Linked DNA regions of Homo sapiens: region 2 is linked to region 1. The links are chromatin loops, found by intact Hi-C in ENCODE. Cell type or tissue: heart right ventricle. All regions are shown on one strand. Each heading gives the region's core, and the rest is flanking DNA. Links, peaks and the distances in the headings are about the cores only. Region 1 overlaps LINC00504 (long intergenic non-protein coding RNA 504). Region 2 overlaps LINC00504 (long intergenic non-protein coding RNA 504).

Region 1 (16,650 bases), core at 6,042-8,541:
ATTTCTTCTAGATTTTCTAGTTTATTTGCATAGAGGTGTTTATAGTATTCTCTGATGGTAGTTAGTATTTCGGTGGGATCAGTGGTGATCTCCCCTTTATCATTTTTTATTGTGTTTATTTGATTATTCTATTCTTTATTAGTCTGGCTAGCAGTCGATCTATTTTGTTAATTTTTTCAAAAAACTAGCTCCTGGATTCATTGATTTTTTGAATGGTTTTCGTGTCTCTATGTCCTTCAGTTGCTCTGATCCTAGTTATTTTTTGTCTTCTGTTAGCTTTTGAATCTGTTTGCTCTTGCTTCTCTAGTTCTTCTAATTGTGATGTTAGGGTGTTGATTTTAGATCTTTCCTGCTTTTTCCTGTGGGCATTTAGTGCTATACATTTCCCTCTAAACACTGCTTTAGCTGTTTCCCAGAGATTCTGGTATGTTGTGTCTTTGTTCTCATTGATTTCAAAGAACTTATTTATTTCTTCCCTAATTTCGTTATTTACCTGGTAGTCTTGCAGGAGCAGGTTGTTCAGCTTCCATGTAGTTGTTCGGCTTTGAGTGATTTTCTTAATCCAGAGTTCTAATTTGAGTGCACTGGGGGCTGAGAGACTGTTTGTTATGATTTCCATCTTTTGCAATTGCTGAGGAGTGTTTTACTTCCAATTACGTGGCCAATTTTAGAATAAGTGCTATGTGGTGCTGAGAAGAATGTATATTCTGTTGATTTGGGGTACAGAGTTCTGCAGATGTCTATTAGGCCCACTTGGTCCAGAGCTGATTTCAAGTCCTGAATATCCTTGTTAATTTTCTGTCTCATTGATCTAATATTGAGAGTGGGGTGTTAAATTCTCCCACTGTTATTGTGTGGGAGTCTAAGTCTCTTTGTAGGTCACTAAGGACTTGCTTTATGAATCTGGGTGCTCCTGTATTGGGTGCATATATATTTAGGATAATTAGCTCTTCTTGTTGCATTGATCCCTTTACCATTAAGTGATGCTCGTCTTTGTCTTTTTTGATCATTGTTGGTTTAAAGTCTGTTTTATTAGAGACTAGGATTGCAACCCCTGCTTTCTTTCTTTCCATTTGCTTGGTAAATCTTCCTGTATCCTTTTATTTTGAGCCCATGTGTATCTTTGCAGGTGAGATGGGTCTCCTGAATACAGCACACTGATGGGTCTTGACTCTTTATCCAATTTGCCAGTCTGTGCCTTTTAATTGGGGCATTTAGCTCATTTACATTTAAGGTTAATATTGTTATGTGTGAATTTGATCCTGTCATCATGATGCTAGCTGGTTATTTTGCCCATTAGTTGTTGCAGTTTCTTCATAGTGTCAATGGTCTGTATTTTTTCATTTGTTTTTAAGTGGCTGGCACTGGTTTTTCCTTTCCATGTTTAGTGCTTCCTTCAGGAGCTCGTGTAAGGCCGGCCTGGTGGTGACAAAATCTCTCAGCATTTTATTGTTTGTAAAATATTTTATTTCTCCTGCACTTATGAAGCTTAGTTTGGCTGGATATGAAATTCTTGACTGAAAATTCTTTTCTTTAAGAATGTTGAATATTGGCCCATGCTCTTTTCTGGCTTGTAGGGTTTCTGCAGACAGATCTGCTGTTAGTCTGATGGGCTTCCCTTTGTGGGTAAGCTGACCTTTCTGTCTGGCTGTCCTTAATATTTTTCCTTCATTTCAACCTTGGTGAATCTGACAATCATGTGTCTTGGGGTCGTTCTTCTTGAGGAGTATCTTTGTGGTGTTCTCTGTATTTCCTGAATTCGAATGTTTGCCTGTCTTGCTATATTGGGGAAGTTCTCTGGACAATATCCTGAAGTGTGTTTTCCAACTTGGTTCCATTCTCCCCATCATTTTCAGGTACACCAATCAAATGTAGGTTTGGTCTTTTCACATAATCCCATATTTCTTGGAGTCTCTGTTTGTTCCTTTTCATTCTTTTTCCCTAATCTTGCCTACATGCTTTATTTCATTCAGTTGATCTTCAATCTCTGATATCCTTTCTTCTGCTTAATCAATTCGGCTATTTATACTTGCGTATGCTTCACAAAATTCTCGTGCTGTATTTTTCAGCTCTGTCAGGTCACTTATGTTCTTCTCTAAACTGATTATTCTAGTTAGCAATTCCTGTAAGCATTTATCAAGGTTCTTAGCTTCCTTGCCATGGGTTAGAAGATGATCCTTTAGCTCAGAGAAGTTTGTTATTACCCACCTTCTGAAGCTTGCTTCTGTCAATTCATCAAACTCATTCTCTGTCCAGTTTTGTTCCCTTGCTGTTGAGGAGTTGTGATCCTTTGGAGGAGAAGAGGCATTCTGGTTTTTGGAATTTTTAGCCTTTTTGTGCTGGTTTTTCCTTAACTTCATGGATTTATCTATCTGTGGTCTTTGCTGTTAGTGACCTTCTGATGGAGTTTTTGTGTGGTTGTCCTTTTTGTTGATGTTGATGCTATTCCTTTCTGTTTGTTAGTTTTCCTTCTAACAGTCAAGCCCCTCTTCTACAGGTCTGCTGGAGTTTGCTGGGGGTCCACTTAGCAGAGCTTGACCACTGTGCTGGGAGATCTGCTCCTCTCTTCAGAGCCAGCAGGCAGGAATGTTTAAGTCTGCTGAAGCTGCACCCACAGCTGCCCCTTCTCCCAGGTGCTCTGTCCCAGGGAGATGGGAGCATTATCTATAAGCCTCTGACTGGGGCTGCTGCCTTTCTTTCAGATATCCCTGGCCCAGAGAGGAGGAATCTAGGGAGGCAGTCTGGCTACAGTGGCTTCATGGTGCTGCGGTGGACTCCACCCAGTCTGAACTTCCTGGAGGCTTTGTTTACACTGTGAGGGGAAAACGACTTACTCAAGCCTCAGTAATGGCTGACTCTCCTCCCTCCACCAAGTTCCTGTGTCCCAGGTTGACTTCTGACTGCTGTGCTGGCAGCAAGAATTTCAAGCCAGTGGATCTTAGCTTGCTGGGCTCTGTGGGTTGGGCTCCGCTGAGCAAGACTACTTGACTCCCTGGCTTCAGCCTCCTTTCCAGGGGAGTGAATGATTCTGTCTCACTGGCATTCCAGGCACCACTGGGATAGGAAAAAAATATCTCCTGCAGCTAGCTTGGTGTCTGCCCAAACGGCTGCCCAGTTTTGTGCTTGAAACTCAGGGCCCTTGTGGTGTAGGTACCTGAGGGAATCTCCTGGGTTGTGGGTTGTGAAGACCGTAGGAAAAGCATAGTATCTGGGCCAGATAGCACCATCCTTCATAGCAAGGTCCCTCATGACTTCCCTTGGTTAGGGGAGGCAGTTCCCTGACTCCCTGTGCTTCCCAGATGAGTTGATGCCCCACCCTCCTGCTAGCCCTCCCTGCGCTACACCCACTGTCTAACCAGCCCCAATGAGATGAACTGGGTACCTAAGTTGGAAATGCAGAAATCATCTGCCTTCTGCGTTGGTCTTGCTGGGAGCTACAGGCGGGAGCTCTTCCTCCAAGCTGAACATCTTTAGGGCACAGAAAGAGGGCCATGTAGTTTGGATCCATAGAGTAAGGGGGAGAGAAGTAAGAGAGAGTTTGGAAAAGACCAGCAGGAACCAGGTCTTAAAGACCATTGTGAAGATTCTGGATTTTAAGTGTTACAGAAGAATTGGAGGGCCTATATAATACAGAATATGATCTAATTTATAATTTTAAAAGTTGTTCTGGTTGTTGAGGGGAAATTGATTTTGGGAGTGGGGGAAAAGAGTAGAGTGTGAGAAATAGGAAACTATTGGTTTAGCCAAATTACAAATAATCATGAGTTGTTGGGATTGGGGGATCTTACTGGAAGGGTAAAGAAATGATTGGATTGGGGATCTTCTGGAGGTGGATATGGCAGGATTTGTTATTTTTAGTGCATGGATTTATATACTCTGACCTCACCATGCATGCCACCCTCAGTGGTATGAGATATGTGTTACCACCTTGCAATGTGCTTTCATAAGGAATGCAGTGTTGAGGCAAAAGAGAAAACCCTGCCCTGCCCCTCATTCACCCCACTGCCCAGGCCTATCAGGCAGTGTAGTAATAGGGTCTCAGACAGTAATGGCCCTAGAATTTAAGATGTAACCAGCAGCAGAGAGAGGGTTGGGAAAGAGATATCAAAATGCAGAAACAGGCTGGGCACGGTGGCTCACTTCTGTAATTCCAGCAGCTTGGGAGGCTGAGGTGGGCAGATCCCTTGAGGTCAGGAGTTCGAGACCAGTCTAGCCAAAATGGTGAAACTCCGTCTCTACTAAAAATACAAAAATTAGCCAGGTGTGGTGGTGTCCACCTGTAATCTCAGCTACTCTGAAGGCTGAGGCAGGATAATCCTTTGAATCCGGGAGGTGGAGGTTGCAATGAGCTGAGATTGCACCACTGCACTCCAGCCTGGGCGACAGAGGAAGACTCTGTCTCAAAAAACAAAACAAAACGAAACAAAATACCAAAAACAACAACAAACGTGCAAAAACAATTGCCAAGGACATCCCTCCAGGAAAGACATGAGACAAACCATCTCTTTATCGGGTATTGTGAGGAAGGTGATGCTTTAGGGGTTAGATGGACGGGGGATAAGATGGAAGAAAATCTGTGCATTGCACACTTTTCACTGAATTGTCGTCATTTATTTGTCAATTCCTTCACTAAAATATAATCACAGGAGGGTAGAACTAAGTCGTATTAACTTTTATATCCTAGTGCGTGGCTCAGCCTCTAGTACCTAGTGCCCAGTTAATGCTTCTTGAATGAATGGTGGAATTCTTTATTGAAAAGGTATTGGTTTGAAGACTTAGGCTTTTTTCTGACTTTCTAAGCAAGTGTGACAGGAACAGAAATTAGCATCAGGAATCCTGCCTTTTTTTCTGCTTTTCTGCTTTGGTAATCACGTTGCCGTTCCATATTTATCACTATGAAATAGCTGAACCTTCTCCAACAGAGGCCTTTTTTGCCCCTGTCCTTGCATGATGCAATTTGTATAGGCCAGCAGGAAGGCATATACTTTGGTACAAAATGTGAATATGCCTATTAACATTCTCCCAAAGGATGTGGACAGCCCTAGGAATCAGCTTAGAGGTTCAGCCTGGCCCCTGGTCGGCACATTCTACGAGCTCGTGGAAAAGGGCAAGCACAGACTATTTACAGCCGCAGAGAAATGGCCTCATAAAAATGCATAAGGGTATGTGCACAGTGATGACTTGGATGAAAAAAGCAGTGTTTACATACTGTTACACTAAAAATATTCACACCTCATCAAATTGTCAGTCTTGTTTGCAGGCAACAATGGGAATTTTCCCCCTATAAGATGGTAATAGCTCTCAGTGGAGCACTGCATATTATGTCTCATTAATCCTTCCCAGATCCCAGCGAGGTGGGTGGTGAGGGTTCGTATTCCTGTTGTTTCAGAAAAGAATAGAATGAGATTCATTTCCCTGCTCTCTGTTCACACTGCTTCATAGAATGATGGAGGATATTTGCCATCTCATTTTTGAAGCCTGATTCACCGTGGCCCTTGGGGCTTGGTCCTTCCTAATGACATCTGGTCTACTGCCCTTTGTGCTGATGAGAACACGAAGCCCCAGAGGAGGGGAGTCAGTTCATAAAGCCCTCTCAGCTACTGTGGAAAATCGAAGCCCAGCTCACTAATTTCCTACCTAGAGAAAGGTAGGAAGAGTAAGAGCACAAACCTGTATAAACACCTATTAGCTGTCAAGAATTTTATAATTAATATTATTTTGGATTCACTATGACAATCTTGTAAGATTGGTTTTCTTCTTATTATTATTAATTATTATAAGTTTCTAAATAAAAAGTATAAAGATCAAGCATCAAATTTCCAGAATGTAGTTTATTTGACACCAAAGCTGATATGGATGAGATGTCACACACCCTCCATGCTGTATCCACCAGAGGGACCGATACCTAGCAGAGGCTCAAAGATGTTTCTTTCTTGATTTGATCTGGCAGAGTAAAGACAGCTTTGGAGAAAGACAGACCTGGATTCAAATGCAGATCTCTTCCTTACTAGATGGGCATGCTTGGGTAAGTCAGAAATAATGCCTGAGCCCCAGTTTTCTTACCTATGAAAGAAATAAAATATACCATGGCAGGATGGGTATGAAAATGAAATGAGAGAGTACAGAGAAAGTGACTGTCATGCATAAGGACTGCTCCATACCTGCTGGTTCCCTCTGCTCCTCCCCATAATGGCAGTCTTGTATGTTTTTAAATAATAATCTTCTTAGAAAACAAAACAAACCCACACGTTTCTGGTTTTTTTTTTGTTTGTTTTTTTTTGTTTTGTTTTTTTGCTTCCCCACCTGGAGTTGACTTATTTATAGTGCCCAAGATGGTTAACATCCTTCTTATTGATTTTCACTAATTATCAGCAACTTGCAGGGGTCACCTTCTCAAGCCTCATCTCAGGAGGTCATTGAGTGAGGTTATTTAAGCTTCTTGGCAGTAGAAACTATGCTCCCAATACATTGACCACTGACCATGTACCAAGCATCTAAATGTTGCATGAGACACTGAAAACTAAAGCTTGGTGAGCTCAAGGGCGCCAACAAGGGCCGCTTCAATACCTATGAAACCTTGGTAATTTACTTAATTTCTCATATAGTCTTCTCATTTATATAACGGGCATAGATATAAACAGGTTTGAGAAGATTAAAAGAAATAATGTATAAATACTGGTTACTCATTTCCAGCTACATAACAATGGTTTGGTAATTATTAGTTATTAGTAGCATTAGCAAAATACTTAGTAAAGGGAAATTCATAAGTTAATTATTTCCAATGTAAGGAGGTATGTAATTAATTTATTCATTATCCAATGTGTCATTAAATTTTTATATTAAATATCAAAAAACTTGTTAATTATAATTATGTAGTAAATATATATTAATATTAATTATAAAAATGCATACATTATTATTTTTATTATACTTTAAGTTCTAGGATACATGTGCACAACGTGCAGGTTTGTTACATATGTATACATGTGCCATGTTGGTGTGCTGCACCCATTAATTCGTCATTTACATTAGGTATATCTCCTAATGCTATCCCTTCCCCCTCCCCCCACCCCATGACAGGCCCGGGTGTGTGATGTTCCCCTTCCTGTGTCCAAGTGTTCTCATTGTTCAATTCCCACCTATGAGTGAGAACATGAGGTGTTTGGAAAAATGCATACATTATATAACATGACAGCAAAATAAACCATCCACTCACCATACTGTGAAGACGACCATATGAAAGCACTCATCTTCTCCTTTCAGAGGCAACCACAACTCTTAATTTTGTGATGAGCCTTTCCTTGCCTTTCTTTATGGTTATACCATTTATGTTTGCATTTGTTAACAATAAATTTTGGGGGGGGTTCTCATGCTTTTGACATTTATATTAATGTAATCACATTGCTATTGATCTTATGCTATTTGCTTTGTTTGCTCAATGTGGTATTCTGAAATGTATCCATGTTGTTCACATAACTGTAATGAATTCTTTCAGTACTATGCAAGAGGACAGATATGGAGGAATTCACTTATCCATTTCACTCTTAATAGGCATTTTAGTTACTTCCTTTAAATTTGTTTTCGTGTTACTACAAGTGCTTCTAGTAACATTATTATATAAATTGATGGTATACATGGGCAAAATTCTCTGCAGCGTAGATATCAGAGAATGAAACTGATGGGCTGCAGGATGTGAACATTTCCAACCTAACTAGATAATGCCGTAGCCTTGTTACACAAAGTAGCTATGCCCATTTACAATCCCAGCTCATGTCTATCATGGTAATGTCTGCCTCACATCCTTGTCAACACTTGTTATTCTTAGTCTTTAATATTTGCCTATCTATTGGATAAAAAATTGTCCCCCCTTGTGGTTTTAGTTTGCATTAGTTTGATTACTAGAGAGGTGAAGAATATTTTAAAACTTGTCATTACAGTTTCTAATTTTGTGAGATGCTTATTTAGGACATTCCCATTTTATTTTATTAAATTGTTTGTCTTTATCAATTAATATAAATTGTATATACATGTATATACAGTCTGGATACTAATTTCATCATGATATATTCCCAAACACCTTCTCTTGGTTGGTGACTTGTCACTTCAGTTTCTGTACTATGCCTTTGGATGCATAGATGTTCTTAACATTGACAAAGTACATCATTCATTTTCTCAAGATTTATACTGTCTATTTCTTGTTTATAAACCCTTCCTTCCCCAGATGTCATCAAGATATTCTGGTATTCTCCTGTATTATATTTTAGAAGTTTTATATTTTTTATTTTCATATTTAAATATTTAAACCAGCTGAAATTGATTTTATGTGTGGTGTGAGATGGGGTTAATTTTTATTTTGGTCCATATAAGTAACCAATTGCTCTAAGATTATTTGCTGAATGGTCATCTTTTGCCACTGATCTGCAGTGCTGGCTGTCATAAATCGGGTTTCCATATATGTGTGGTCCTGTTTTTGTCCACCTTTTTCCTTCTTCTGTACTTATTTTTCTGTCACCAACACCAGCCTTCTTTAATTACCCTCATCTAATAATGCCTGGTATTGTGAAAGATAAAACCCCAAACTGTTCTTCCTCAGGAGTGTTTTGGCTGTCCTTGGAGCGTTGCTATTTCATATAAAATGTTCAAGTCATTTTGCCAAGTTCCTTAAAAATAACCTGTTAAAATTTCTTAGAGTTATATTGACTTTATAGGTTTATAAATAAATTTGGAAAGAAGTGTCATAAATATTGAGTCTTCCTATCCATGTACATATCTCTTCTCTAAAATTTTGTCCTTCTTTAATGTTTTTCAATATATAACTTTCAATATAAAGTTTTATATTTTCCATAAAGCTCTTTCCCATTTCTGTTAGATTTACGTCTAACAGACATAAATACTTAATTGTATAAATGGTTTCTCTTTTAAAGTCTATTTTCTGTTTGTTCATATTTCATATTTTATCAAGAACTTCTGATAATATATCTATTGAGCCTAATGGTTAATCTGTTGATTTTGTTTTTTTGTGTGTGGATAATCATATAGTCTATAAATAATAATATTTTTCTTTTTTTCTAGAAATGTTTTTATTCATCACTTTTATTCCATTTTATTTTGTTGGGACCCCCAACAAATATTGAATGGAAGAGGTGATAGTGAGCTCTATCCTCTTATTCCTCATCTGAAGAATTACTTGAGGCCTCATTTGGACCTGATTCCTTCAGGGGAGATTTGTTCCACTAATTTGAGAATACTCTAAACCAAATCTTCAGATAGGAATTTTCACCCAGCTATGGAGATTTGGAACAATAAACCTGATTGGAGGCCAACTTATGATTAAGAATGTTCAGAGAGCTTTTTGTCTTCCACACGGTGTAAAAGTTTGTGACAGGATCATCCTTTTGTAATCATTTTGATGGTAGATTCATTTTATGTTCAGTCTTAAATTAAAGTCATAGCTCTTTGGGAAATCTCCTATCAGATTTCCTACTTTGGGTGAGCCTTGGGGATTGTCTCCTTGTTAACTAGTGCTCAAGACCACTGGAGCTCAGTAAACAAACCCTGGATGCGAGCTGACTTCAGTGCTATGCTCAACCTTCTGGGTTACCCTTGTGCATTTAGGTTTTGACCTTTACATATTTTTCCTTCTTTGTCAGTCCATTGATGAATTTAATGAGAAGTTTGTGTATATTGTAGTCAGCATTTTCAGTGTTATGATGTTTTGTTCATAGTATTTCTGGAATTACAAGTCCCCACTGTGCGTTTTCAGCACAACCCCTATGTTTGCTGGTCATTCAATGATGCATAGCAAGACACCATCCTCTGCTGTGAAGGAGTTCACAGCAGACACCATCCTCTGTTGTGAAGGAGTTCACAGCAGAGTTGGGAAACAGGCACGTAAAATGGCATTGCAATACAGGATCATATGTGTTTTCATACAATTAGCCATATGAAGGGTGACTGGATGGGACAGGACATTCAAAAGAGAAGGAGACACACTTTCAGAGGCTGTTAAGTAAGAGAAAGGGTCTGGGGTATTATGAAATCTTTGTGTTTCTTATGTATGCCATGTATTCTAGGAGATAAGAGATGCATATTTCACTATTAATAGACAATGTAATGAGTCTCACAGAGGTTAACTGATTTGTTTGTGGTGCCATGGGTAGCAAACCAAAAATCTGATCTTTTAAATCTAAGTCCAGTGCTGTTTTCAATCCTAACACTACTGGACATTGAAAGCTGAGATACTGAGTCCCTTCTCATACATTCTTAAAGCTCCTAATTCAGTGTTCTGGCTACAGAAGATTCATAACTTGTCCTTATTCATCACTCAAAAGCTCTCATATTTGGAGAATTTACTTGTAAATTCTTTAAGCAAATTTTTAAAAATTTTTTTCTTGCTTTTTCTTCCATTAAAAAAAACTGTTCAGAGAAGGAGAATGCTCTGGGAAGACAAGCCCTATTGCAGCTGACAGTGAGCCTCAACCAGTGCTGCTAATAAAAAGTAAAAAGGAGGAACCTGCTGGGATTGTATCATTGGAGTTCCGAATCCTCTACAGAGTGCTGAGCTCTCCCACTTCGCTAGTTTAACAAGTTTCCATAAATGTTTGCTCTTTTCTTCCTGTTCTTTTTTCCACTGGGTTGTCCTGAGAGCTGGTTTGTGTAACCCGAGTGTCTGGTATTTAGCCAAAGCTTTAAACTTCAGTTTCTACCTCTCTGGACCTGGCCAGTTGCTTTCTCTGACTTATTGAGACTTGGTGTGTTGACTTGTCCTACCCAGAGATGACTGTGCATGGAGGTAGCTCTAGAACTGGATACACAAGGAACCCAAAAAGAGCAATCTGGTAAAAAGGCAAAGACGGAGACTGCTTCTTCAACTGTATTTGTGTAGCAGGCTTACAGGTTGAACTTAGGTTACCTGACCCCTTGATCCTTGCATCCTTTATTCTCACATGAGAACGAGGCTGATAGTGATGCTTAATTCATTGGGCTCTTGTAAGGATGAAATGAATCAATATGTGAAAAGAATTTTCAAAACCATTTGCTATGACACAATTGCTCAATAGATACAGGCTATACTAATACTAACACTAGTAATGTTTACCATTAGATTGTTTATTTGGGGTGGTGTTGAGCTGACCATGATGGCATTACTGAGGAGTGATAGACTTCTCCCTTTTGGCTCTTCCAGAAGCATCTGTAGTTCCAGAAACATCTGTTTTTGGTTGACAGTAGAGTATAATTTAAGGTGGCAAGAAACTTCTTACTTGCCCTAAATCTTCCCTAAGCATGTACAGTTTCTAAAATGTTGTCAATATTTGAGAATCTTTCTTTTATACATTTGGAATTTCCTATTTAATTGGCTGACAAAACAATAAACTAGGAATTTGGAATCAAAACACTTGAAATAGGGTCTTTACTACTCTGTCTTTTCCCTATGTTGCCTTGGGGAAGCCTCTGTTAGGACTTACTGATATCTAATTCTTCTCTTGTGGGTAATCACAGTTGAGTGAGGGCTTTTTGCTGCCCATTGGCTGTAAACAGAAGTGACACCTACCACTTCTGGGCTGAAGCATTTGTCAGTATGAGATCTTCCACTTGTTTTCCTTCTCCTGCCAAAATAGCTGTTGAAGAGGTCTCACATTAAGATTGCAGATTCAAAATGGTGATCAGCTTGGAGTCTCAACTCACCACATGGAGGAAAGTTATTCTGGAGAGTGCCTTGGATTCAAATCAGAAAGAACTTTGTGTAAAAAAATACCATTTAGATTTGGCGGCTGTTTGTTGATTTAATGTAACCTGTCCTATCTTTGATTAATCAAACCTCTTAGCTGTTCTGAAGCTCAGCTTCCTCATCCTAAAAGTGGAACTAATAATATTTAGAAAACTGTGGAATTTTTGAAGGGTAAAACTAAACAAGGTAATATGTGCAAAGTATCTAAGGTAACATCTGGGCATAGAGGAATTGCTCCTAGTTATTATTATTGTGTTTAATGTCCCGTGCATAGCCTCAGGGATTCTTGACAAAGGTAACCGTGAAAGCTTCCTACTTTCAAGAAGCATGAGAAATGTTGAGAAATTAAAAAGATTCCCATTTTAAGTTGTGTTCTTCTGACCTCTTTTCTGGGTGTCACTTAGCAACCAATGGGGGAAAGAGGGAATATGCTTGTTTAATTCCTCTATTGCTCAAATGCTAATGCAGATACGGGGCTCCTCAGCATAAGGAAGGAATTAGCTTTTGTCATCTACCTGCCCTGTCACTCTGTCTTCCAGTGTCCTCTTTCTGTTTCTTCTCAAACTTTATCTCAGTCTGTCACTTTTGCCCAGTCTCTCCTTATGCAACTAGAAATAAACCACTCAATGAATTGCCCCACACTGGTTACTTTTCCTGAGAATCAGAGATATAAGCACTATTCTCACCTATGTTGCTGTCTTTTCTGAGCCAATTTTGCAGTGTTCGATAAGTTCAATAAGAATTGAACTCATGATAGCTTAATAGAGATTTGTTAAGCCTTATTTATTTGTTGAACTTTTTTTATTTTATTATTATTATACTTTTTAAAAGAGCTCTTAAGTGGACAATATGATCTTTTGAAATTCTGGTCTTAAACTGCACTTACACATCTCAGCTTGTGCAGCTCCAACAACAAAGAATCCTGGATTCTAGGATTGGAAAAGAGTTATTTCTCTACCATGTGAAAGAAAAAAAGGAGCTAGTATTTATTAAGTACATGTTAGGCTATTTATATGTGCTATCTTATACCACACTTATTTTTAAGGTAACAAAATATGGCTTGAGAAGATTAACTTGAGAATTGTCACACGCCAAAGATTTATTTTGTAGCTCTTTCTTCCATTGTCTCTTGTTATGACTTTTGGTCAAACTAATAACATTATCATTTTTTATTAACAAAAGACATAGATAATTAATGAAAATAGTGAAAAGTAATAATAAACGCAATTTTAAGAAGCATTAAATTCTCTTGTGTAATAAGATGTTAGATATGTTAGCTGGAGGAACATAGTGATGGTTAAAATGTGTTATCTCCATTATGCTTTCAGTCATATTCAAATTAGCCTGAGGCTTGTCTAATACTATCTTCATGAACTCACAGAGTTCATAGGATCTCAAGAGGGCAACCACTGATACGGTATAATCAAATCACATAATATATTCAACAACAACTGCCAGAAATATCTATTGAATTCTTATGTATTATATTCTATTCTGGACCAGGGAGATTCAGAAGCATCTATATGGAACTTGCATATAGGGGGGGAACAATTAACAAAATGAATAAATAAGTTAAAATATTAGAAATAAAATAATTAGAAATTTATATCCAAAAATATTAGAAATAAAATAAATAAAATAATAAAATAAAATATTATTAAAAATAAGTTAATATATTAGAAATAAAAATTATTATGGGGAAAATCAAGTGGGGAAGGAAGGTAGGGACTTCTGGAATGTGTGTGTTTGCAATTTTAAATGGGGTGAATAAACTGAGCAAGAAAGATGAAATAACTTCCTGACAGTCATGAAATTCATAAGGGGCAGATGGGAAACTGTTCCCAGTGTTCTAACTTTCAAGTCGATTAGCTTCTGCTCTATGAATTTTTTATGGAAGCCAGTCCCAGGATAAATAACAAGAATGAAATTGTTCATTGGTACATTCTTAAAAATTCTTTTGATTTTAGACACAGGTATCTGTCTTGAATTTGCTTAATCAAAATAGGCAAGTTTTGTGTGGAAGGACACTAAAATAGTTCATCTAATATAGAGGGCAGGGGTCCAGTCTGGTCTCTGGGAATGTGAAAGCTGATGAGACGGTCTTTTCATTGTTCTTCTCTGCTTCTCTCGGCTCAACTTCGTCCACCTGGTTAGAAGATCGGACTGTTAACAATACTGTCTTTTGATCTGGGAAACAGGAGGTCCTGGTCTTCCCAGCATCAGAGATGACTGAGTTTTGGAGCCCCTGTCTCCGGGTCTGGCTATGCTAACTGGTTGAGATGCCCCCTGGGGAACTCTGAACCTTATGTGGAGTCGACCAGATGTTGTGAGTCGCTCTAGGACTTGTGCCTACAGGGCTGTCTTGGGACTTGTAGCCTGCAAGGTTTCCAGAAGGATTGCCTGGTAAGCAGATTGCTCCTACTGGCTGGTTCAGTATTTATTTTGCAGGATTGTATAAATTTGGGCCACATAGAAAGGTATAAACATGACAGTTTGGGGTGATTCTCTCTCAGGTCTGTGAAAATTATCAGTACAAAGATGGAGTCACTCATGTCAAACCCTAAGAAAATGGAACTGGGAGGCCATGAAGGAAGGGCCCTCACACAGGTATGACAGTAACAGGAACTGCCACAAAGGACTTTCCCAACCAGAACTTTCCAGTTAAGCCTCTTTTATGAAGGCCTTCACCTATCAACAGCTAGCACCACCAATGAACCAACACCAGCGACTTTGAAAATCTCCTGTAAACAATGGTCTTGCCTTTAAAAGCTTCCCCTTGGGCACAGTGGCTCACACTGTAATCCCAACTATTTGGGAGGCTGAGGTGGGAGGATCGCTTCAGCCTGGGAGGTCGAATCTACTTTTATCTATGATTGTTCTGCTGCACTCCAGCCTGGCTGACAGAGCAAGACCCCATCTCTAAAAAAAAATTAAACAGTTTAAAAAAGCTTCCCTTGCTTATGCCTTCTCAGATATGCCTATGGTCTGCCGTAGCACACATATCCAGAAATGCAATCCCTTATTCTTCCTGAATAAACTCTTTGTTTTGGAGAGTTGATCTCTGTGTCACTCATGTTAGGTTGACAGGTCAAACAGAGGATGAGTTAGAGCTCTGGGCACCTATGGTCCACTGACAACAGTAAGCTTGAGCCAGATGCATGCCCTGCATCAAGTCTCCCAGTCTGTGTCTTAACAATGGTGCCACCATCAGTTTACAGAATCCAAGTAGTAGGGATTAAAAGCAGTGGAACTGAAACTGTTGGATGAGTTGGGAATCCAGATTTTATTCTGTACTAGCTGTGTGATTCTGAGCATGTTATTTAACTTTTTTAAGCTTCATTTTTTTATCTTCAAAATGGAGAGATGGGATTTTTAATGATTATTATATGAGATAACATTTGAAAATTACCAGGAACAGTACCTAGCATATAAGCATTCAATAGGTATTATTATTATTATTATTTGGAGAGATTAAGAGAAGTTAAAATATCTCGCCCAACATCTCATAGAAATCTAGGTTTCAAATCCCAGTATTCTGTAGACCACCTGTTCTTTTGAATATGCTATACTACATTCTTAGGTAAAAGGGGTGAGTGTCCAAGAATAAAACCAATGTGGTGATGAATTTATTTGATGATTAGAGCTTTTGACCTAGGAACACCCTGAGTTTGCCTTATCCTGACACAAACATTTCCAAAATACAACTCAAGCCCAAAGTGTGTGATAGAAGCAAAACAAGAGAACATTTACAATTTTGTTGAATGCTGCTTTTTTTAAAGGGGAAAAAACACACATAAAGTTAATTGGTACTTTGAATTGCAAAATATTGACACTTAAGTAAATTTAACTCACAAAAAGGAAGTTATATCAAAGTCCAAAATGCTGAGGGGAAAGTAATCAGCCCTTACATTGTATGCAATAGTAAATTAAATTGAAATAGTTATTTCTGTAGTGTTCAAGCTGTGACTTTAATTATCCTCAAGTCTGAGAGTTCTAAGTTAAAGTTTTCACAGTAACCGTAATTTTTGTCCCATTAAAAAGCTAACAGAATTAGCTTTATTTTAGACTTTCCCAGATTAGAAATGGCTTGAGCCTGTTGAGTTGGTTTGTAGTGACATCTGGAATTATAAAGCTGCCTTTTAACGTATTTAAATGTTTAGTTATGAGTATTTTTAAATTTTAAAACCTCTTGCTTTTTATTAAAATTTGTCAGATATATCAGTTAGCTAAGAACTATTTATTGGGTACTGTATTAGTCCATTCTCACACTGCTATAAAGATACTACCAGAGACTGGGTAATTTATAAACAAAGGAGGTTTAATTGACTTACAGTTCCACATGGCCTCAGGAAACTTACAATCATGGCAGAAGGGGAAGCAGGCACCTTCTTCACAAGCTGGCAGGTAAGAGTGTGAGCATGTGAAGGAGGAACTGTCAAACACTTATAAAACCATCAGATCTCATGAGAACTTACTATCATGAGAACGGCATGGGGGAAACTGCCCGCACGATCCAATCACCTCCCACTGGGTCCCTCCCTTGACACGTGAGGATTATGGGGATTACAATTCAAGATGAGATTTGTGTGGGAACACAGCCAAACCATATCAGGTACATATTATATGTCAGCCTTAGTGGCAAATGCTAAAAAGGTAGAAAGGAAGAAATACAAGCAGGGAGAGAGAAGAAAAGAATACACAAATGCATTAATTACTAACCGTGTGTGTGTGTGTGTGTGTGTGTGTGTGTTCATGCACATGGACATATGTGAACATGGCCTTTTAGGAGCCCAGTGTGACAAGGAAGTGACAACTTCAATTTAAATGAGAATTGAATGTATCACTAATCAAATATGGCACTTTTGGAGAAAGTCCATCATTTCCAGTAGCAGATGTCAGTGAATGGCCTTTGATGTTTCAGG
Region 2 (16,650 bases), core at 8,892-11,391, 250 kb after region 1:
AGGAAAGATTATCCACTTTTAAGGAAACACTTGCTTGTACTGAATAATCCAGGATAATATCAAGCTTCATACCCATAGTATACATGCAAAGTAAAGTATTCCCTGTTGCCACGGAATGTGACATATTCACAGGTTCCAGTGTTAGGGTGTGAATGGTTTTTGGGTGGGGGGGCTGGTGTGCATTGCTCACCATAACATCATGTTAAGAAGTTTGGGCTTCCTTCTAAAGATAGTAAAATCATTGAAGGAGTTGCAGCATAAGGTGGCTAAGACAAATTTGCTTTTAGAAAGATTGCACAGCTCTAGGTCTGAAACCAATGAACGTAGAATGGTCATATTAACTAAAAATAACTAATGCAGCATGTACTATTAACCACACTTCTGGTACTTTTTGATGTGTGTTGCAATCCTTAACTCATTTAACTTTTATCAGTTAAATTTATTATACTAACAATATTCCCATTCTATAGGTGAAAAAATATATGTACGATGACAGTGCAATCATACTAGAACTCAGGATTAAGAAACTCACTCAAAACTGCTCAACTACATGGAAACTGAACAACCTGCTCCTGAATGACTACTGGGTACATAACGAAATGAAGGCAGAAGTAAAGATGTTCTTTGAAACCAACGAGAACAAAGACACAACATACCAGAATCTCTGGGACACATTCAAAGCAGTGTGTAGAGGGAAATTTATAGCACTAAATGCCCACAAGAGAAAGCAGGAAAGATCTAAAATTGACACCCTAACATCACAATTAAAAGAACTAGAGAAGCAAGAGGAAACACATTCAAAAGCTAGCAGAAGGCAAGAAATAACTAAAATCAGAGCAGAACTGAAGGAAATAGAGACACACAAGAACCCTTCAAAAAATCAATGAATCCAGGGGCTGGTTTTTTGAAAAGATCAATAAAATTGATAGACCGCTAGCAAGATTAATAAAGAAGAAAAGAGAGAAGAATCAAATAGACTCAATAAAAAATGACAAAGGGGATATCACCACCAATCCCTCAGAAATACAAACTACCATCAGAGAATACTATAAACACCTCTACGCAAATAAACTAGAAAATCTAGAAGAAATGGATAAATTCCTCGACACATACACTGTCCCAAGACTAAACCATGAAGAAGTTGAATCTCTGAATACACCAATAACAGGCTCCGAAATTGAGGCAATAATTAATAGCTTACCAATGAAAAAAAGTCCAGGACCAGATGGATTCACAGCCAAATTCTACCAGAGGTACATGGAGGAGCTGGTACCATTCCTTCTGAAACTATTCCAATCAATAGAAAAAGAGGGAATCCTCCCTAATTCATTTTATGAGGCCAGCATCATCCTGATACCAAAGCCTGGCAGAGACACAACCAAAAAGAATTTTAGACCAATATCCTTGATGAACACTGATGCAAAAATCCTCAATAAAATACTGGCAAACCGAATCCAGCAACACATCAAAAAGCTTATCCACCATGATTAAGTGGGCTTCATCCCTGGGATGCAAGGCTGGTTCAACATACGAAAATCAATAAACGTAATCCAGCATATAAACAGAACCAAAGACAAAAACCACATGATTATCTCAATAGACACAGAAAAGGCCTTTGAAAAATTCAACAACCATTCATGCTAAAAACTCTCAATAAATTAGGTATTGATGGGACCTATTTCAAAATAATAAGAGCTGTCTATGACAAACCCACAGCCAATATCACACTGAATGGACAAAAACTGAAAGCATTCCCTTTGAAAACTGGCACAACACATGGATGCCCTGTCTCACCACTCCTATTCAACATAGTGTTGGAAGTTCTGGCCACAGCAATCAGGCAGGAGAAGGAAATAAAGGGTATTCAATTAGGAAAAGAGGAAGTCAAATTGTCCCTGTTTGCAGATGACATGATTGTATATCTAGAAAACCCCATTGCCTCAGCCCAAAATCTCCTTAAGCTGATAAGCAACTTCAGCAAAGTCTCAGGATACAAAATCAATGTGCAAAAATCACAAGCATTCTTATACACCAATAACAGACAAACAGAAAGCCAAATCATGAGTGAACTCTCATTCACAATTGCTTCAAAGAGAATAAAATACCTAGGAATCCAACTTACAAGGGATGTGAAGGACCTCTTCAAGGAGAACTACAAACCACTGCTCAAGGAAATAAAAGAGGATACAAACAAATGGAAGAAAAGTCCATGCTCATGGACAGGAAGAATCAATATCGTGAAAATGGCCATACTGCCCAAGGTAATTTATAAATTCAATGCCATCCCCATCAAGCTATCAATGACTTTCTTCACAGAATTGGAAAAAAGTACTTTAAAGTTCATATGGAACCAAAAAAGAGCCCACATTGCCAAGTCAATCCTAAGCCAAAAGAACAAAGCTGGAGGCATCATGCTACCTGACTTCAAACTATACCACAAGGCTACAGTAATAAAAACAGCATGGTACTGGTACCAAAACAGAGATATAGATCAAAGGAACAGAACAGAGCCCTCAGAAATAATGCCACATATCTACAACTATCTGATCTTTGACAAAACTGACAAAAACAAGCAATGGGGAAAGGATTCCCTATTTAATAAATGGTGCTGGGAAAATGGCTAGCCATATGTAGAAAGCTGAAACTGGATCCCTTCCTTACACCTTATACAAAAATTAATTCAAGATGGATTAAAGACTTAAATGTTAGACCTAAAACCGTAAATACCCTAGAAGAAAACCTAGGCAATACTATTCAGGACATAGGCATGGGCAAGCACTTCATGTCTAAAACACCAAAAGCAATGGCAACAAAAGCCAAAATTGACAAATGGGATCTAATTAAAGAGCTTCTGCACAGCAAAAGAAACTACCATCAGAGTGAACAGGCAACCTACAGAATGGGAGAAAATTTTTGCAACCTACTCATCTGACAAAGGGCTAATATCCAGAATCTACAATGAACTCAAACAAATTTACAAGAAAAAAACAAACAACCCCATCAAAAAGTGGGTGAAGGATATGAACAGACACTTCTCAAAAGAAGACATTTATGCAGGCAAAAAACACATGAAAAAATGCTCATCATCACTGGCCATCAGAGAAATGCAAATCAAAACCACAATGAGATACCATCTCACACCAGTTAGAATGGCAATCAATCATTAAAAAGTCAGGAAACAACAGGTGCTGGAGAGGATGTGGAGAAATAGGAACACTTTTACACTGTTGGTGGGACTGTAAACTAGTTCAACCATTGTGGAAGTTGGTGTGGTGATTCCTCAGGGATCTAGAACTAGAAATACCATTTGACCCAGCCATCCCATTACTGGGTATATACCCAAAGGATTATAAATCATGCTGCTATAAAGACACATGCACACGTATGTTTATTGCGGCACTATTCACAATAGCAAAGACTTGGAACCAACCCAAATGTCCAACAATGATAGACTGGATTAAGAAAATGTGGCACACACACACCATGGAATACTATGCAGCCATAAAAATTGATGAGTTCATGTCCTTTGTAGGGACATGGGTGAAGCTGGAAACCATCATTCTCAACAAACTATTGCAAAAGGACAAAAAACCAAACACCGCATGTTCTCACTCATAGGTGGGAATTGAACAATGAGAACACATGGACACAGGAAGGGGAACATCACACTCTGGGGACTGTTGTGGGGTGGGGGGAGGCGCGAGGGATAGCATTAGGAGATATACCTAATGCTAAACGACGAGTTAATGGGTGTAGCACACCAACATGGCACATGTATACATATGTAACAAACCTGCAGGTTGTGCACATGTACCCTAAAACTTAAAGTATAATAACAATAATAATAATAATAGGAATCTAAAAAAAAAAACAATTTAAATAATGTCACCTAAGATTTTTTACAATTAGCAAGTGCTGGGGATTCAATCCAGGGAGTCTGACATCCAGAGCCAATACTTTACTACATGAAACAGCCCTAAAAAGAGCAGAGAATCTGTCTTCACAGATTTTCAAAGAGTAAGGAAACATGGTTAGGCCTAGTGGTCAGGGAATGCTTTGTAGATGCAGTGGGGTGTGGAAAGAGGCCATGAAGAAGAAAGAGGATTTGAAAGAAGAGAGAGGAATGAAGAAAGACTTCTAATAAATATGCTTGCTACGATCAATTCTGTGTCCTCCCTTTTCTATAAAATATGATCCTTGGCCCCTATAATTTCTTGACTCTAAATGTTTGAAAGAGTGAATCAGCATTATCATGGAACAATATGTGCTGATGGGTATAGTCTCCCCCTTTGATTGGTACTTTGCAAGTTTCACAAATAACTAACCACCTGAGAACTTGTCTCCCTTGAACTGAATTCCATTTTAATTTTGTTCACCTTCTTGATTCTCTTCTTTTTGTGTCAAAATTGTACTTTTGCAAAGATGATTTCAAAAGTGTTTTCTTTCTGATTTAGTGCGGCCAGTTTTCAACATTCGGTCTGAAATTGAGGAGTTGCTGTATGAAAAGTGAATTTATTTGAATGGTAAAGTTTCCTGTGAACAGAAATAAAGTATTGTTTCACTCTGAAACTCCTGAGAGTCAGCCACTGTTATTTTATTTGTAGACTTCCTTCCATAGGCTTCTTTAAAAATTTTCAAATGACATCAAACAACCTTCTTCTTGTTATGAAGTAGAAAGTCCTTTTATCTGTAGCTAGGAGGATGCTGTGGGAATTATCAAGCAGGGACAACCAAGCCTATTTTTTATAACAATATATTAACTCTAAAAAGAAAACCTTCTAGTCTCATTGTGACATACCTCCTCTATATCTATAATCCTTAAATTCAGAGATGGTTACAGGAAAGCAGGCCATCAATAATCAGGTAGTGAGATCATCCATGCTCTCGCATCCTTCAAGGGAAGAGACAACATTGGCAGAAGGGAGATAAGGGGAAGAAGAATTTATTGTTCAACTATTTTGTGCTAAGCAAAGCACTGTGTTATGTATTTCACATACCTTAAATCATTTGGCCATTTGAAAACTCCCTGAGAAAACTATTCGTACCTCCATTCTACAGATGAGTAATGGAGAAAAGAATAGTTTTAAATTAACAAAGAGATAAAGAGAAGCTAAGCAATTTACTCAAAAATTGTGTGAGTGGCAAAGCCAGGATTTGAATTCAGATATTTTAGGCAGTAATAAATCATGTCATTTACACTGTCAATTTAATTCTGAGAAGTGATCATTTATGTAAATTTCTTTTTGTAATAAAAAACATAAGAGAAAGCAGAAGATTAGAAAGTGTTGTGCAGAGAGAAGAGTAATCATTCACTGAACACTAAATAAACGTGTTGAATATCAAATGTACTCTTAGACCTATACTTTAAAGCATGACTTAGTAATAATGATATTTGGATTTCTCCCATCAAAAAGCTTTCACTATAAGTTAAAAAATGAGTATTTTATGTCTATAGTGGAGTTAATAAATAGCATTCAATGAGTGCTCAATTTTATCGCACAGTGCTATGGTTTGAGTGTTCCCCACCAAAGCTCATGCAGGAATCTTAATTTCCATTGTGGCAATGTTGGGAGGTGATACTCTACAGAGATGATTAGGTCATAAAGAGAGATTACTGTCTTTTTATGAGATTGGATTAGTTTTCTGAGGAATGGATTAGTCCTGGTGAAAGTGTGTTGTTGCAAATTGAGGTTGCGTCTCATGTTTGGCCACTTTGCTCCCACCTACTTTTCTTTCTGCCTGTTCACCACATTGTGACACAGAAAAACGCTGTCTCTAGAAGCCAAGCAGATGCTAATGCCATGCTCTTGGACTTTCAGTCACCAAAATCATGAACCAAATAAACCTCTTTCTTTATAAATTATCCAGCCTCAGATGTTCTGTTATAGGAACACCAAATGGACTCAGATCCAAAGATAAAAACATTCTTTAGTATATCTCCAGGCTTCGAATTTGCACACATTTTTTCCATGCATTATCTCATTGAATTTCCAATCCTTCCATGAGATGGGCATTACTTGACCTCCTGTATTTTATTAAACCAAGACTCAGGAGCAGTTCAGCACCATAGCTAAGATAATGCAGTTAATAAATTGTGAAGCCATATCTAGAACACTGTTATTTACCTACCAAGACATAGTACTTCAGGCCCTGTAGGCTGACATCCTAATTAATCTATGAATATAAACAATAAAGTCTTATGATCACAAAGGTAAGATATCCTCTGTAGAACAGTCTGGGGAAATTTGCCCTCTTGGAAACTTTTCATCATCTAGCCTTACATAAAGATACTGCATGTTTCTCCACCTATTATGGTGTCATCTCTTGGGATTTCAAGTTCAAACTCACATTTGACCCCTCCAGAACTGGTGTGTGTAGACACTTCCCTTGATATTTTAGATCACCTCTCCCCACCAATATCTCCTGTAGCATTGGAATTTTCTGCTATGGACTTGGATCCTCAGAATCCAAGTGCCATTTTCTGGGCCAGTTGTGACCTCTGCTATAAAAACAAATAGGACCCAAATCAGCTAATGAAGAGACAAATCTTAAGGAGAGGCTTCTAGCACAGGAGAAACCTAAGCTGGGTTCTGAAGAATGGGTGAGATAAGAGGAGGGACACTGGTAGTGAAAAGAGGAGAGAGCAAAATTAAAAGAATAAAGGTGAATGGCTCTGATGTGTACAAGGAAAGTGAGTAAGAAGCAAAATATTGTTCACTAAATTCCAAGGTTGCCACACCACAAACGTGTCTTCAGTCCTTCTTTAGTTCTCGAGTTCCAAATACATACATGTGTGCGTGTGCGCGCACACACACACGGACACACACACACAGCTGTTACTAAACTTCACAGAATTTTTACTTTTTAGTTAGAAATATGTGGACATAAAAGGCTTTGGAGGATTTTGTAAAGATGTAGTGATTCCAAATGTACAGTTTTGTCAGTTTGCTTTTATACTCAAAGCACTGCATAGCTTTCAAAGTAAATATAGATTTTGTTATGTTAGAAAGCTCTGAAGTTACTGTCTTAAAAATTAAAGTAGGAACAGCTTCAGCAAATAGTTGCATAACACATAAGCCTAATGTTTTGATGTATGACTCTCATTAGTAACGTCCTGGAGATGTCATAGCTATAATTGATGCTATTCATTATCTGTTTGACATCCTATGATACACAAAGATAAAGGGGGAAAGAGAAGAGATCTAGCAGTGTTTGACCACCTACTAAGTGACAAGAACTGTGCTTGCTTGATATTTTTCATCACTACGTTTTCCTAACGGTTTTATATTATAAATACTATGCACATTTACAAGATGACAAAAATGAGAAACCGGTTAAATTACTTTGCCAAGATCAAACACCTTGTACTTTTTGAAACCAGGCTTTAAGTTCAAATCTCTAACTTGTCAAAGTCCATGATCTTTACACAATTTCAATTGCATATTGTGATTAGCCAATGGATATATTACTCTCATCTTGGAATATGCATATATAGTTCTAGAAAACTGATATAAAAATGACTTGCTTGATTGATTTGTTTCATTGAGGTATTCATAAACTTAGTTGGAAGCAATGCTAGTTTTCTTTTTGTTTCACTTCAGAAATAAAATGCACTGGTATATATACCTAACATTTGTCATTTAAATATTATAAAATTAATTCAAGAAATGGTCTTTATTAAAATAAAATGACAATAAAAATACTTTGCTTTTATGGTGTTAGTCAGAATAGGTGAAGTTATATTATGAAAAATCCCAAGTGTTGATGAATTAACACAGTACGAGTTTATCCTTCTTTCATTTTACAGCTTAAATCATTGATGAAAACATGGGAGGGGAAGGTCTTCTGTCCCATGCAATTTTTTAAGGATCCAAGCCTCTTTCTTCATGGGCTTCGACTATCTTCAGTATATATGATCCAATAGAAAGAGACGATGTGTCATGCATGCAGGGCACATAGAAACCTTCACTCAGAAGTGGTACATATTATTCCAGTATACATTAACCAGAGCTGGTCATATGGCCCTACCTTGATAAAAGGGTAGGGGAATATGTTCCTTACTGTGATATTTTCCTAATAGCGATTCTAAACCATGGGGAAAGAGCCAAATAATTTCTGGTGGTCTGCAAACAATCTTTTTCACTGTGTATCCTTCTGGTCATCACATATCCAAGCATATCTGTATTAGGCTTCTATTACAGTAGTCCTCCCTTACCTGTGGTTTTGCTTTCCATGGTTTCAGTTATCTATGCTCAACCATAGCCTGAAAATATTAAATGCAAAATCCCAGAAATAATTCCTAAGTTTTAAATTGCACACCGTTCCTATGAATGTGCTGAAAGCCCACACTGTCCCATTCCAACCTGCGTTGGAGGAGAATCATCCCTTTATTCTGCGTATTTATGCTGTATTTGCTACCCATCCATTAGTGTCTTTGCAGCGACCTCAGTTATCAGATCATCTGTGGAAGTATCAGTCCTTGTGTTCAAGTGAACCTTATTTTACTTAATAACGACCCCAAAGTGCAAAAATAGCAATATTGGCAATTGTAATATGCCAAAGAGCAGCCGTAAAGTGCTTTCTTTAATTGAAAAGGTGAAAGTTCTTGTCTTAATAAGGAAAGAAAAAAATCACATGCTGAAGTTGTCAAGGTCTAAGGTAAAAACAGATCTTCTAACTCTGAAATTCTGAAGAGGGAAAAATTAATTTATGGTAGTTTTGCTGTCATACATCAAACTGCAATAGTTACAGCTGCAGTTCTCAGTTAAGATAAAAAGGGCATTAAAGGCTAACAATATATAGGGTGTACCATTCATGGTTTCAGGCATCCACTGGGAGTCTTGGAACATAGACTCCACAGATAAGGGGAGACTACTGTAATGCATAATAAATTAAAACATACTTAGATCTTTAAAACCACATTTTCTGAGGATCAGAAATTCAACCAAGGATTAGCTGGGTCATTCACTAGGAGTCTCACAAACCTACAATCAAGCATGGGCCACGGCTGGATTTTTGTCTGCAAGCTCAAGTTGAGGGGTTGTGGGAGCATTTCCTAGTTCTCTCTCAGGACACTAGTAGTAGAATTTATTTCGTGTGGCTGTAGGATTCGCAAAAACTTGCTTTTTCAAAGCCAGCAATGGACAGAGAGAGACTTTAGAGTGGGTCTGCTAGCAGACGGTTTTATGTAATGTAACATAATCACGAAAGCAACGTCCCATCACTATTCACATTTAGTATAATCACAGGAGAAACATTTCATCACCTTTGCTATTGGTGGTTGGTGATTACTATTGGTCTGTTGCCTAGAATCAAGTCACAGGTCCTGCCAACCTGCCAGGGAAGGAGATTATACAAGGGTGTTATTATCAGGCGGTGAGTACCATGGGAGCAACCAAAACATATTTCCTCTAATTACAGAATACACTCAGCTCTTCCCCAGTGAAGAAAATCAAACATTCCCTTCAGTCACTGTGTTTAGTTTAAAGTTAAGGATTTTTTTTATTTAAGCGTAGTCCTTGTCATCAGACTGGGGTGTGGCTGCCCTGCATCCAGCAACGTATGAACTAAAAATATAAGTTAACTGCTCACACCCACTAACACATATAGCTCAGATACAAGATTAAATGGGTTTAGGGTGACCGCAGTAAAATATTTCCTTCAAATAACAGAAGACTGAAAGATCCACAGAAGACAGAGGTCAGTCACAGTTATAGAATCTTGCTGGGCATGCATTGAAGACTGGTTGTCCTGGGAGTGAGATATTCACTCAGCTAGGCACTGCTTCTGACCTCTAGGTGGGAGAGGGGCATCCTAGGCTGTAATGCTTTCTTTCCTCTGGCTCTGCCTGCTTCCTTTTTGAAAGCTCTCTTGGACACATTGAATAAAGACATGGGTTATCTTGAGGGATCCCTTGGATGATAAACCAAGGTCTAAAAGTTTCTTTTGGTCTCAACTAGTCAAGAGGATTATCTTCAGAAACACTTTTCCTTTGATACCTTACTAGGCTTCTGATCTATTGGCTTCCAGTTGGCTCCACATGTTGGGAACCACACCTAGATTATTTCCCGGGGCATAGTTTTTCTTTGTGCCTTTACCTTTCTTACTCTACCCACAGCTCTATTCCCCCACCTCTCACTTTTCCTCTTAGCTTAATGGCAACTTTAAGCTATCAAGATTGAATGAGAAGGCTATACCCTTAATCCAATCTCTATTGCAATACTGGATTCTGATTGGCCTTTGCTTCCCAAAGTCTTTTTCAATGTCCTTCCCTACGGTTTAAGCCTAGAAGTTGGCTTTTCTTCCAATTTAAAGTCTGAGATGCCTAAACCATTCCTTTTCGTTTATGCTTGAAAACCTGTTGATTCTTTCCTGAATTAATTTCTCTCTTACATACCTTGGTAGAGTCAATAACTACCAGCACATATAACTAACATTGTGTGTTACCACTTCTTCCTTAGAAACACAAATTGTTTAGTCACAATGTAACATGCTTACTGTCTTTCCACCCTATAACATCCTTTTCCTTGCCATCCACTAGGCCAAAATCTCAGAAAGAAATATTATCTTAGGAAACTCCCTATTTCTGACACCATATATTCAAGTAATCAGATTTGTATTAGGAAAATACCACTCAATAAATTTTGAACAAAATATTATACAATACAGAGATTTAGAGGCATATAAAACCATTGAAATAGTTGAGGGCATTGGAATCAGAAATTTTACATATACATTTACATATTACTTGGCAAAGCTTAATCTTCTTCCATAAAGGGTTAGTGGCATCAAATGAAAAAAAGACAAAAATTGTACAGTGCAGGGCTGGGTGCGGTGGCTCATGCCTATAATCCCAGCACCTGGGGAGGCCGAGGTGGGCAAATCATGAGGTCAGGAGACTGAGACCATCCTGGCTAATGCAGTGAAACCCAGTCTCTAATAATTATACCAAAAAAAAAAAAAATTAGCTGGGCATGGTCATGTGCGCCTGTAGTCTCAGATACTCAGGAGGCTGAGGCTGGAGAATCGCTTGAACCCAGGAGGTGGAGATTGCAGTGAGCCGAGATTGGACCACTGCACTCCAACCTGGGCAACAGAGCGAGACTCTGTCTAAAAAACAAAACAAAAAAAAGTATAGTGCATAATATTTATTGGATTAATTATTCATAATAAATATTAGATAATTACTCATGAAGCCCACTTCTATCCCAGAGACTTAGAGAGCAACTTAAAGTTCAGCATATCTGCCACTTGGCCTGCAGAATTAACCCAGTTCAACCCAAGAAATGTCTGATAGAAGAATGATGATGAAGAAAAGACAAAACAATATTCCTATTGATTATTTAACTACCGGTCATTGGTATTTCTACAGGATAATGTTTGCATTGATGTATTTTGCCAAGGGGAATAAAAACATCCATGATCTCTTCTTAAACTTTTTCATACCTAATGAGCCAGAGGGAAATTTTCAATCTATAGCCTAGCGGTGTCACTCAACTAAATAGAAAAAGAAAGAAAGAATGGCCTGAAGTCACATGGAAGCTTCAAGAGCCCACATTGGCAGAGTTCACAATTTAGCCAGCCTCATAAGGAAGAAGCAAATTTTATGCTGTTTTATATCTATGGAAATACAAATTTGAACCAAGATTTGCATGACTCTGCTTCTCATGAGCTGTGTGATATTGACAAAGCTACTTAAATTTTTAAGCAAGTTACCTTCATCATTGAGGGTGGGAAATTCCTGTATTTCAAAAATATAATGATAATTAGAAAACATGAATAGAATGGGTGTTCAATAAAAGGTAGAAGATTTTACATTACATAAGGGTGAAATGAAGAGATGAAAAAAGGAAGGAAGGAAGAAATTTAAAAAGGAAAAAATAAAATGTAAAAGGAAACTGCAAAACATGAAATCATAGACAAAGATGTAAAACAAATAGTGTTTCTAAATAGTGAACCAGAAATTAACATCAAGGCCACCTATTTGTTGGATGGATTTTTATACGTAGTTGGCTCTTTAAACATTACATTGTTTCAATTCACTTCTATTCAGAGACATTTATTGAATATCTATTACCCACTTGCCATGCAATCCATCAGGCATCATGGTGCAGGTGGCCCTGAGAGGCTGGAGTTGGGATCTGAGACAGATGCAGTTATGGGTAACTCCAGGAATCTACACTATGGTAATCAGAGAATTTTACTGGATTAAATAAACATCATGACTAGACTACAGACTCAAGAAAAAAGTTACAATATGAATGGAGTGCTAAGAAATTAATTTTTCTTTGCCAACCAAGTATACCATCTAAACAAGATTCCCAATATGTGAAAGCCACCATCAGTTAGGACACTGCCCACTTTTCAATAGAGTGATAATAAAATATTATTTTATACAACTTGCTGAGAATTTTCAATTTCTGAATATAAGATGCTAAAAAGTTTGGCAATCACAAAACTAAATGAACAAAAATAATAGAATACTATTATATTCAATTCAGAAATAGGTCCTGTATAGTTCTTAAGGGTCTGAGAAAGTATTTTCCTTGTGGCTTAAAGGTATGTTTTAAATTATAATGAAACTTCTTATTTTTATAAAACTCTTCCATGGCTCCTCCTAAAAATACCCTGGAAAATTTGTTAACACAACACAAATTATTTCCACAACTGTTTTGGAAAATGCTTAAATGATCCATAAACCCTTTAAAAAGTGTTTCCTTTCTGGAGAAAAAGCAAGATGTAATAAACAGGCATTAGTTTTTTACAAATGAAACCTCAAATCCTAATTCTTCTATGACTACTTTCATTTCTTGATTATTTTACTTAAACTTCACCACAAAATGAAGAAAATGGTGGTGCTGAGAATATTCAGTGACAAGGAATGCGTGGAAAACACCTGTTACAGTGTACATGCTCAGTAAACAGTAGCCATAATCATTCCACTTCTGAGTTCCAAATTCTGGTGCACACTCTGCAATTTTATCGTTCTGCTACATCTACTAAGACTCATGTAAAAAGAGATCAATAAAATGGCTAATATCCCTCCTCAATGTGGCTGTTTCTGTTTGTTTCTTATCTCCTTACTCTCTATCAAACAAAACTCATTTTCTTTGTTCATCCCTAAAATAAAATGGAAGTAAAATAAAATGGAGCTCTAATCTTTATGGTTCAAAATAATTTGGTTCAAAAGAGAGACCAAGAGAAGTCACCCTGTGCCATACATGCACCAACTCTCCTTATTGGACCATAGCAGAAAATGTGGAAATAAAATTTTAAAAATAATGCATTAAAAACAGGAAAGGGCTTATCTCTGTTAAGAAATGAGCCTTTTGTGGATTTGTCAAACTGCTGGCAGGTAATTGTGTTGATGAGTACCGAATTCACTGAATCATCGAGTCTACAAATAGAGCATCAATTTTTCATTATTTTGACTGGGTACATAGTTTGCCCTTCATTATACTCTTGTGACAATTTTCTCAAAGAAAATACCAACAAATTGTATCAGAAAATACTAATGCAGAAAATACAAATGGCTTTTTAATGGGAAAGCCAAGCTTCAACATACTCGGGTGCAATTATTTTCATCGTCATAAATTTGCTATTTGTTCCTTTCTTGCTCCTTTCCTTAATTAACAAAGTTTTTAGAAAAGCATTATAAATTTATGGCCTCAGCTTCCCCTGACACAGTTTTAAACTCTTGTATGAGACTTTTTTTTCCCCATCCATTCTGTAGAAACTTTTCCTCAGTAGGTTTTTTCATCCTTTAGCAATTGCCTCAGCCAGCTATTTTCCAGTTTTACAAGTTCCTTCAAAAGCTATTCCTTTTGTGGGGCATTAATGATACTGCTTTTGTCTACTTCTCCTTATACATTTGAAATTATTTCTTCTCAATCTCCGTCAAGTTTACTTATTTCTTTATTTGTTCATTCTCATGATGTTCCCAGATTAGTCTGTTCATTCTCTCTCTCTCTCCCACATTCTTCTCTCTCATTTGACCATATTATCTACCCTCAATGTGTTTATTATTACATTAATCTACAACTTTAAAACTCTCTTCTCAGCTACAGATACGTATTTCCAACCAATTTCTCATTACCTCCTCTGGATCATTCAGCAGTAACTGAAAACAAAATTATTAATTCCTTCCCTGGCCCTTTCACCTCCAAAGAGGCATTGTGTCACAGCTCTTTACAAGAAGAACTACAAACCACTGCTCAAAAAATCAGAGATGACACAAACAAACGGCAAAATATTCCATGCTCATGGATAGAAAGTGCTGATCCACTCAAGAAGGATTAAAGACTTACATGTAAAACCCAAAACTATAAAAACCCTGGAAGACAACCTAGGAACTACCATTGAAGACACAGGCAAGGGCAAAGATTTCATGATGATGAAGATGCCAAAAGCAATCACGACAAAAGCAAAAATTGACAAATGAGATCTAATAAAACTAAAGAGCTTCTGAACAGCCAAGGAAACTATCAAGAGAGTAAACAGACAACCCATAGAATGGGAGAAAATTTTTGCAAACTATGCATTCAAGAAAGTTCTAATACCAACATCTGTAAGAAACTTAAACAAATTCACAATTTTTAAAAAAATCCCATTAAAAAGTGGGCAAAGGACATGAACAGACACTTTGCAAAAGAAGACATACATGTGGCCAACAATTATATGAAAAAAAGCTCATCACTGGTCATTAGGGAAATGCAAATCAAAACCACAATGAGATACCATCTCACACCAGTCAGAATGGCTATTAATAAAAAGTCAAGAAATAACAGATGCTGGCAAGGTTGTGGAGAAAAAGGAATGCTCATATACTGCTGCTGGGAGTGTAAATTAGTTCAACCATTGTGAAAAACAGTGTGGAGATTCCTCAAAGACCTAAACATGGAACATTCGACCCAGCAATCTCATGACTGTGTATATACAAAGGAATACAAATCTTTCTATTATAAAGACACATGCACACATATATTCATTGTAGCACTATTCACAATAGCAAAGACATGTAATCAACCTAAATGCCTATCAATGATAGACTGTATAATGAAAATATCATACATATACACCATGGGATACTATGCAGCCACAAAAAGGAATGAAATCATGTCTTTTGCAGGGATGTGGATGGAGTTGGAGTCCATTATTCTTAGCAAATTAATGCAGGATCAGAAAACCAAATACCACACATTTTCACTTGTAATTTGGAGCTAAATGATAAGGACACATAGAGGGAAACAACACACTGTGGGGCCTATCATAAAGGTGGAGGGTAGGAGGAGGGAGAGGAACAGGAAAAATAACTAATGGGGACTAGGCTTAATACCTGGATGATGAAATAATCTGTACAACAAACTCCCATGACAAAAGTTCACCTATGGAATAAACCTGTACATGTACCCTTGAGCTTAAGGTAAAAGTTTAAAAAAAAACAAACGTCGTGTTAAGTCCATCTTGGTTGGTGGTTGGGAAAGGGGTCTTTTCTCTACCTGTCTGTACACATAATATTTTGTCCAAGGGGATTGCAGAAGTCTAGCTTCCTTAGAAGTCATGATGTTTATAGGTGTGAAACTCCAGAGACCATGTCCCTAAAAATTGCATTCTACTGTCTTTTGAATCATCCATTTACTCCTTCCTTGTTTAGTCAGTGTACAAATATTGAGTGCCTACCATCATGGTACCAGATGCTCAATTAATTACCATTCCTAAACTCCCCAAATACTTCATGTACTCCTTATTGTATCACATATAATAGTTGCTTTTGTTAAAATTGATTACAGAAATGTTATAGCTCCACAATATCATGTCTTCAAGTCTTTAAGATGTCTTATCTATTTTTATGTGTGCTATAGCAACTGTTTGCCCCTAGCTAATTGAAAAATACTTGTCAAACTTAAATGCAAGTTAGTGACATATTTGATAGTGATAGTCACCAGTCATTGGTGGTATAGACAACCTGATTCTTTTGCTCTGAAGAGCAGAGCTGGTGAAGGACACAGGATTTTCTCCACCATGTATCTGACTCTTTGAACAAATTGGGTTTTGGTCATGGTATTTATGCACTCAAGAGAAACATTAATTCAAATTATGTTTGGGGTAATTTATGCTCACTTACACAATACTGGGCAGAATCCTTACTTGATCAAACTTTTTCTTCATACTGATCTCAAGGTAAATTATAGTAAATTAGAACTGCAGTGTTATGAACTGAAGTGTGTTCCTTCAAAAGTCATATGTTAAAGCCAAAGCCCTTGCCCCCAGTGCGATGGTACTTGGAGATAGAAACTTTGAAGAGGAACTAAAGTTAAATGTAGTCATAAAGGTGTGGCCCTAACTAACCTAAGCTTGAGCGTCTTTATAAGAAAAGGAACAGACACCAGAGATCTGTCTTCCTTTATGCTATTACAGAGGAAAGGTCATGTGAGAACATAGTTCCCAATAAGGCCAGAAGCAAGCCCTCAGTGGAAACCAAATTTGACAGCACCTCCACCATGAACTCTAGCCTCCAGAACTGTAAGAAAATAAATGTCTGTTGTTTATACCACCCATCCTGTGTTTTTGTTATAGCAGCCTGAGCAGATTAATGCATGCAAAATAGCATTTAGAGAGCAGGGAGGCACCATGCACTTCTTTTGTTTGTTT

The links. A loop is a pair of places that touch in the nucleus more often than their neighbours do. Peaks named below come from ENCODE experiments on the same cell type or tissue, not always from the same donor. Only the 100,000 strongest peaks of a DNase experiment are listed, where the experiment ranks them.
Region 2: it touches region 1 in a loop (2.2-fold over the local background); 1 of 110 quality-filtered maps calls a loop at or near these places.

Annotation. Positions count from the first base shown.
Region 1 is chr4:14,705,470-14,722,119 of GRCh38, reverse strand. All of the region lies in intron 2 of LINC00504 (long intergenic non-protein coding RNA 504), which reads left to right. Among named protein-coding and RNA genes, the nearest start is that of LINC00504, 170 kb to the left of the region's middle. In heart right ventricle, for the core only: no CTCF peak of the experiment used is centred there; no DNase peak of the experiment used is centred there.
Region 2 is chr4:14,458,384-14,475,033 of GRCh38, reverse strand. LINC00504 (long intergenic non-protein coding RNA 504) reads left to right here. Exons shown (of 7, transcript NR_126435.1): 7 at 471-4,569. Among named protein-coding and RNA genes, the nearest start is that of LINC01085, 350 kb to the right of the region's middle. In heart right ventricle, for the core only: no CTCF peak of the experiment used is centred there; no DNase peak of the experiment used is centred there; H3K27ac peaks cover 294 bases.